Linked DNA regions of Homo sapiens: region 1 is linked to region 2. Evidence: chromatin contacts called from ENCODE POLR2A ChIA-PET data. All regions are on one chromosome and are shown on one strand. Each heading gives the region's core, a stretch centred on a gene start or an enhancer-like site at or near the end of the contact. The rest is flanking DNA. Distances are from core to core; before and after follow the strand shown. Region 1 overlaps LAMP2 (lysosomal associated membrane protein 2). Region 2 holds the start of NKRF (NFKB repressing factor).

Region 1 (3,546 bases), core at 795-3,294, 850 kb before region 2:
GTGAGCATTTAGGCCAATAGAAGAAAGTAGATTTCAAGTGTTAGGAACAATAGAAGCCCAGGGTAGAGGTTGAATAGAGTATGGCATTTGAGCCCAGTGGAAACAAGTTTAACTGGATTAAAGGGTGTGCTCTGGGAAAATAGTTTGAGAAAAGTTGAAGGAATAGGATGGGACAAGATTAAAGATTACTTTGAAAGTCAGGCAGAGGAATTTAAATTTCATATGGGAATGTTGGAGCCAGTAAAAGTTTTTGAACAAGAAAGTGTCCTAAAAGGAAATGGTACTTAAGGATTATTAATCTGGCAGCACTTCTAGGGGTATCTAGGCATTTTCTGTCATAATTTAGGTGTGGGGTGATAGATTGGGAGTAGAAATAAAAGACAAAGATTGTATTTAAGAGAAGATTTGAAGGAAAAAAATCAATAGGACTTCTTGAAGAGAAAGAAGTAGAGGCTATTTCTGAAACTGAGCTTGAGTGACTGATCCCACTCTTCATTTAGAGCTAGCAAAGCTGAGGAGGGACCCAGTTTGGAGGAAGCAGAAGAATGAATTTTAGTTTGGGAATTGCTGAGTTTGAGGTGAGAGATATTGAGTAAAAGTGGTCCCTGTGCAGTTAGAGTTGGGGACCAAGAAGTGGAAAGAATTGCACTCAGGCAGAAAGGCTGTGAAGGGAATGGAACAGAGTGTGCCAGAACCCTCAGGGTGTTTCTCAGCTCTTGTTTACGGGCCACCAGGTATACTATCTTGAATTTAATTTTAAGTGATACGTTTGAACCACAACCTCTACCTTTTGTTTCATAAAACGTCAGTTCTCACACCCTAAGACACATTGATGCAAGCTATCGATGCTATTACTATTTTACATGGTCTTCTTCCTGTTATTCTAATATATTTGGAAAGAAAATGATTAATACATGTGAGGCTTTTCTTGGTAATTTTCAATACTTTTGAATGTTTTGAATACAAGGAGAATAATATACTAAAGCTAGAGACCTTAAACAAGACCGAGAAAAGACTGCATATAAAAAGCAAACCTCCAGTTCATTAAAATTGTAAGTTGGAGCTCTTGGCTCCATGGCAGGGAGCCTTGGATCAGTAAGTATAACAGCTCCCTTCCGTATTGTACTTAGAAAAGAATGATCATAAAACCTACTTAGGCCTCACAAGGTCTTTTTGAGCCTTAGCCAATGCATTTAGTCACTGTCAGTAACCACAAGCTTTAGTATAATATTCTGGCTTGCAAAGCAGCCAGGTCTCCAGAGCATGACGATAGGCTCTTCTATACAACTTGAAAGCTGTTGCTGAGGCATACCTTCTTGATATTCCTCTTAGCACTTTTCTCTAGTCTATAGCAAGTCTGTACCTGTAGATGACAGTGGATTGCTCAGATATTATTAAAGAGTATGCAAGTATCTTAACAGGAAACAGCTTACCCTTTGGGTAATGTGTGATACAGTGAAGAAAATCCCTTAAATGGTTGCCCAATATTTATGCTGCTGGCATGTTTGCTGGGATATTTTTTCTCCTCTGAATTAGTATTTTGAGTCCTTGGGCTCTTCAGTTTAATAGATAATGTTTCTATGTTTAAGTGTAGAAGATCCACCATGTTAGCTGAAAAGTTCCAAGGCTTTTCTGTCTCTGTAACATTTCTCTGCCTAAAGAGGTAGCAGGTTGAAAATTTAGGAAATAACTTTGCGTCAAAAAATTCATCAGCCTTTCTAATCAATTCGATTTTAAAGTGAAACAGTGATGAACTTTGCATTTATCAGAATTCATGTTTTTCTCATGGATTTAACAGCCCTTTGCAACTCTGCTTCCTTGGTTACATGATAGAAAGAGTATCTGATCACATCAGAATAAAATCGTTTGGGAAGACATCCGTGTGTCATAGATTATGTAGCTTGCAACAGGATTTAAAGCAAAAAGATGGTAGAATATCGGATCTATCATTATTTTTGCAGTGAATGTTTCACCAGCTGGTTTGAGAGAAGTTTTACACCCCTACCAGGCTTCCTCTTACCTCATTTACCGCAAAAACCACAAGTCCTAACAGGCAAACTGTAATTGCCTAAAACAAAACTAGTAAGGTATAAATGCATGTGGAAATGATTATTTGAAGGCAAAAGGCAAATAAATGTCACCAGTCTGAGCCATGACCTAAGCATCCTAGGTCTAGTAACCATTCTTTTGGTAAGGGATAATGCCAACTTTTTTATCAATAGGATTCTGTTAAAAATACAAAGAAAAACAGTCAGCAGGATACTGTATCTATACACATACATATATGTATATACACATATATGTATATATATGTATGTGTATATATAGATATAAAATACTTTTGTTTCATTTTAGAGCTGGTTGAACTTCAGTGGTGGGTAGAGCTTGTTTTTAATTTATATAATTTTTGTAGTACAATTTTAAAATATTATTTTTTTAAATGAATCCAGGAGCTGTGCGGTCTTATGCATTGGAACTTAATTTGACAGATTCAGAAAATGCCACTTGCCTTTATGCAAAATGGCAGATGAATTTCACAGTACGCTATGAAACTACAAATAAAACTTATGTAAGTATATATTTTAATTTTTCTTTGAGTTTTATAGTAGGAATTTAATTGACTTTATCCTTTAGATACACGTATACAAATGAAATTCCACGTTGACTGACTTAATGCTGAAACTCTGGGATTTTTTTTAAGCATACACACTCAGAAGTTATTCTGTTTAGTGTTAGAATGAATATTTCTTCTGATTCATTGGTTCTTGGGAGTTTTTGTAGGACTTGATTAAGGGCAAATGATCTGAAGACGACTATATGGTGTTCAGGTCTAAGTATTTCTGTAAAGTGTTTAAAATGTACTAGCACCAAAGCTTGCCCTTTTAAAAAGCAGCTTCCCATCTGGGCATGGTGGCTCATGCCTGTGATCCCAGCATTTTGGAAGGCCAAAGCAGGAGGATTGCTTGAACCCAGCCCGGGCAACATGGTGAGACCTCATCTCTACAAAAAAACTTTAAAAATTAGCCAGGCATGGTGGCACACACATGTACCTCCAGCCACTCGCTGGGCCGAGGCTGGAGGATTGCTTGAGCTCAGGAGGTTGAGTCTGCAGTGAGCCATGATTGTGCTACTGCACTCCAGCCTGGGCAACAGAGCGAGACTCTATCTCAAAAAAAAAAAAAATCGCTTACTTAGGTTGGTACAAAAGTAATTGCCATTAAAGGAACAAACCACAATTACTTTTGCACCAACCTAAGTAAGCGATTTTTTTTTTTGGCACAAACTGCAATTACTTTTGCACCAACCTAACACTAAAATCTCCCCCTTTTTGACATCTCCTCTTAATTCCTTTGCCTTCTTATTTTCTTTTTGTTAAGGTCCTCACTACTTACAACCTAATTTTTTAAAAAATCAGTTTAAGAACAGCAGCTCAAGCCAGTTTTCCTTTTCTTTTTAGACATACACGAATTTATCCAGAGGAGTGGTATGTAGCAGAAGAATCAGGGACTGGTTTACACAGCAAACCAGGCAAAGGGCAACCTGGCC
Region 2 (3,698 bases), core at 363-2,862:
ATTGTACGAGTGAGAAAAATAAGGCCACAGAGGTGAAGTGTCTTGCCGAAGGCTGTAGAGATAGTTGTTGGCAATGATGAGATGAGAATTTAGGTCACCTGACTCCTCATCTAGTGTTCCCCCAGTCATTTGCCTTTGCACTGCTCTGTTTTCTTTCTTTCTTTTTTTTTTGAAACAGAGTCTCACTCTGTTGCCCAGGCTGGAGTGTAGTGGCGCGATATTGGCTCACTGCAACCTCTGCCTCCCGGGTTCAAGCGATTCTCCTGCCTCAGCCTCCGGAGTAGCTGGGATTACAGGCGCCTGCCACCACGCCCGGCTAATTTTTGTATTTTTAGTGGAGACAGGGGTTTCACCATGTTGGCCAGGCTGGTCTCGAACTCCTGACCTCAAGTAATCCTCCTGCCTCGGCCTCCCAAAGTGCTGGGATTACAGGCGTGAGCCACCGCACCCAGCCTGTTTTATTTTCTTCACAGCATGTATCACCTTGTGAACTTTTTAAAAACATTTCGATTGTTACCCCAATAAACATGAATGCCCACCACGGAGAAAGACAGACGTGGAAATAAATTATGAAAGTGTGTAAAGTGCTGTTATCTTCTGCTCCTCTCAGTCTAATACACCCCTAACATAAAGTGTCATATAATTAGAAATACGTCATTAAAGAGTTAAAGATGGTAGTGTGTTAAAGCCACCTCATCCAATGGTCCGGCTCCTGGTGGAACATTTAGTTTTATGCAGGGCTATTTCTCCCCACCAAGATTGTAGTCAATTCCAGGACAACAGAGAAAACCCACTTTCTTTCCTTCTTTTTTGTACTCTTGCTGTATTGAGCACACAGTAGGTGCTGTGTAAATTCCCGCCGACAGACACTCATTGATTAACTGCTTTCGTGACACAGGTTGGCAGATAGGGACTGAAGTTATTGAGTGAAGCTGACTCCGGGTGGAGTGATACATTTGGCTACAGTGATTGAGCGGCTCTACCTTGCAGTACCCTCTTCTGTGGGCCCCTTTTGTATCTTGTAATCTTTTGCACTTAAGTTGATACGTGAAATACAGACTTGCAATCGTGATCAGAACTGTGTAAACAGTATCTGTGTTCGTAATTGGGATACAGTATGGACTTGAAACTGGCTAACTTGAGAAGCGGCGCTGTGGATGATTTTCTTGGCAAGTGTTTCATTTTTACTACGTTTCCGCAGTAAGCTATTACACAAAGCTAATGATGCACGATGCACAGAGCATTTCAAGCTACTCTCTGAAGAAAAGGCACCTCGGGGAGCTGACTGTTTTGTTTTGTTTTAATGTAAAGTCCAGTGCAGACCTAAATCCCTTACAAGGAACATGGTCTCACTGTCGCGCCGCTTAAAAATCCAGGGAAAAGCGTCAGACGAGCCGTGGGCTACCAACATTCATCTGAGGGCACCTTCTAACCATATTCTCGAACCTCAGAGAACCTTCCTAAATTCCCTTTCTGGAGTCCCCGCCCTCCGCTTGTCACCGTAGTGCGTCAAAGGCCCGTAGTCGTCACTGGAGGGAAAAAAGTACGTCGCGCGAGATTCTGCGACGGGATTTGGAAGTTAGGGAACAGCCGCGGCGCAAGCGCACTGGCCTCACAACCCCGGACGGCACGCGGGTAGGTAGGCTAGAACCTAGAGGAGGGGAGCAGAGCGTGCTGGGGTCTTTTATCGCTCTCCGCGCAGTGCGTGGGTCTGCGGATCCGTGGAGGTGCGGAGCCTGACTCGGCCTCCCCGGCTCGCGCGTGAGTGCGGCGGAAGCCCTTCTGCTCCTCCACGAGTTAGAGGAGTGTAGGGGACGTGCATCCCAGTGTCGGGACGCGAGCTCGTGCTCCTCTTTTCCTCCTAACGGTGGCCCCCACGCACACACTCCAGTCCCCCCGAGAGTTGATCTTCTCCCCTCAGCGCGCCCCTCCTTACCCGGCCCCTCCCACCGGCCCCCCGTTTCCGCCCGCTTGCTAGCTGCCTAGCTCGCGGTCCGTAGTCGGCTTCGTCCCTGGGGTCCCTGCTTGGGGGCGGAGAAGATGGCTGGAGGACGTCTGCTGTTGGGGGGCGACTTCCTGTCGCGCCGCCGCTGCCCCCCCTCCCGCCGCCGCCGCTGCCGCCCCTCCCGCCGCCCCCGCCCGAGCCAGTGCTGGAGCAGTGGCGCTATAGCCACGAAAGTGACTGGCAGTGGGCTCTGCGGCGCAGCTTCATCTGTCGGCACCTGCACAGCTATCCCGGGGCTGCCCTCGACCAGCTCCTCGCGCTCTCCGCCGCCTGGACCAACCACGTCTTCCTGGGCTGCAGGTGAGGAAGGTGTGGGTGTCGGGTTAGGGACGGGGGTGAGAGATCGGTGATGGGGGATCGGGTTAGGGACGGCGCTGGAGGGATCGATGATGGTGGTTGGGATAGGGACGGGGGCGGGATGCGGAGGATAGGTTGGAGGCTGGAGATTTGGAGGTGCTGGAGGGCACTAGAGGGATCACTATTGGCCTGGGGGTGGGGTGGCCGACTGTGGTGGCTGGGCATGACATAACAGCTAGGAGGGTGCAGAGATCGCGGAAGCGGCCTCTCCAGGACCAGGGATGGAGATGAAGCAGCGCCTAGAAGAGGATTATTGAGAGGTGGTCATTGTAGTTGGTGGCGGTATTAGAGGACGTGGGGAATGATGAATAGCAGCATCTCGGACCTGCGTAGGGCCTTCCAAGGATGCAGTATCCGCAGAGAATATATTCGACAGTTGGAGTTGTGGGGGAAGGGCGAGGGGACCCCACTGTTCTAGTCTCCTCCTGACCACTCTCTTTTTCCATTCCTCTTAAATACCCCCCTCTACTTGCAGCCCCCTAGCAGGGTCTTACTGTCTTCTCCTGGGGAGGCGGTACGTATCAGCTCTCTGAGCCGCAGCAGCGTCAGCCTTGCTTGTAGATTTGCGCATAATGTGTCTGGACTCAAACAAAGAAATGGATATATCTACTGTAAAAATGGATTGCCCTCTTTTTACCCTAAATGGGATCAGAAGGATTAACATTTGGCTCTGAGTGAGGTTTTAGGTGTGTGTGTCTGTGGTGGGGGTGGGGGTGTGTGTGTGTTTGTTTTTCCCCCCTTTCCTAGAACCTGGTGACGTTTTGAACAGGCCTCTTTGAAAGCTCTTTGCATTCAATGGAGACTGCAGTATGGTTCCAACGCAGCGTGTTTTGTTTGTTTTTTTTTTTTGAAGAGGCTACTTGGACCTCTGTCCTTCAGAACCCCTAAATCGGCCCTATACTAGACTATTCATTCTTTGATAGATTGGGAGACGACTTCTTTTGACATTCCTGCAATCATAGTTTTTTGTTTTTGTTTTTGTTTTTGTTTTTTTTTAAATCAGGAAGGGTGAGAGATTCTGGAATATGATCATGTCAATTTTGGCCAGTTCAGTTCCAGGAGTGACTGTAACAGATGCAGAAAAATAGGATTGTCTCCTCCTGCCCTTAATTATTGAACATGGCATTCAGTGTGATATACTTTGCTCTCATCACAGACATTACTTTTCTGTCTTCTCAAGGTTAGCATAATTTCTACCTCCAGAGATAATGATTAGGAGGAACTGGTTACAACTGAAGAAGCCTTAGTTATTGAACAAGTCAGATAAATCTACTTGACCTTTGCCTAACAGTGTTGTTCTTGAGTTCAAAAGTTACCTTTATCCTATAATCGTAAG

What was found. ChIA-PET counts read pairs that join two places held with the same protein, here RNA polymerase II (POLR2A).
Region 1: POLR2A ChIA-PET joins it to region 2 with 32 read pairs in OCI-LY7. The contact joins the enhancer-like site here to the promoter of NKRF in region 2. POLR2A ChIA-PET finds 5 or more read pairs at or near these places in 4 of 52 experiments (BJ, H1, OCI-LY7 and 1 more).

What each region holds. Positions count from the first base shown.
Region 1 is chrX:120,455,674-120,459,219 of GRCh38, reverse strand. It overlaps LAMP2 (lysosomal associated membrane protein 2), which reads left to right. Exons shown (of 9, transcript NM_002294.3): 2 at 2,451-2,569. Among named protein-coding and RNA genes, the nearest start is that of LAMP2, 12 kb to the left of the region's middle. Within about 2 kb of position 2,044, at least 8 of the 41 ENCODE cell types and tissues checked have a DNase peak (open chromatin) inside an H3K27ac peak, as active enhancers do; they include OCI-LY7, where a contact is called at or near this core.
Region 2 is chrX:119,604,338-119,608,035 of GRCh38, reverse strand. It overlaps NKRF (NFKB repressing factor), which reads left to right and starts at 1,612. Exons shown (of 4, transcript NR_163972.1): 1 at 1,612-2,305. RefSeq lists an enhancer at 1,379-1,488 and a silencer at 2,029-2,078.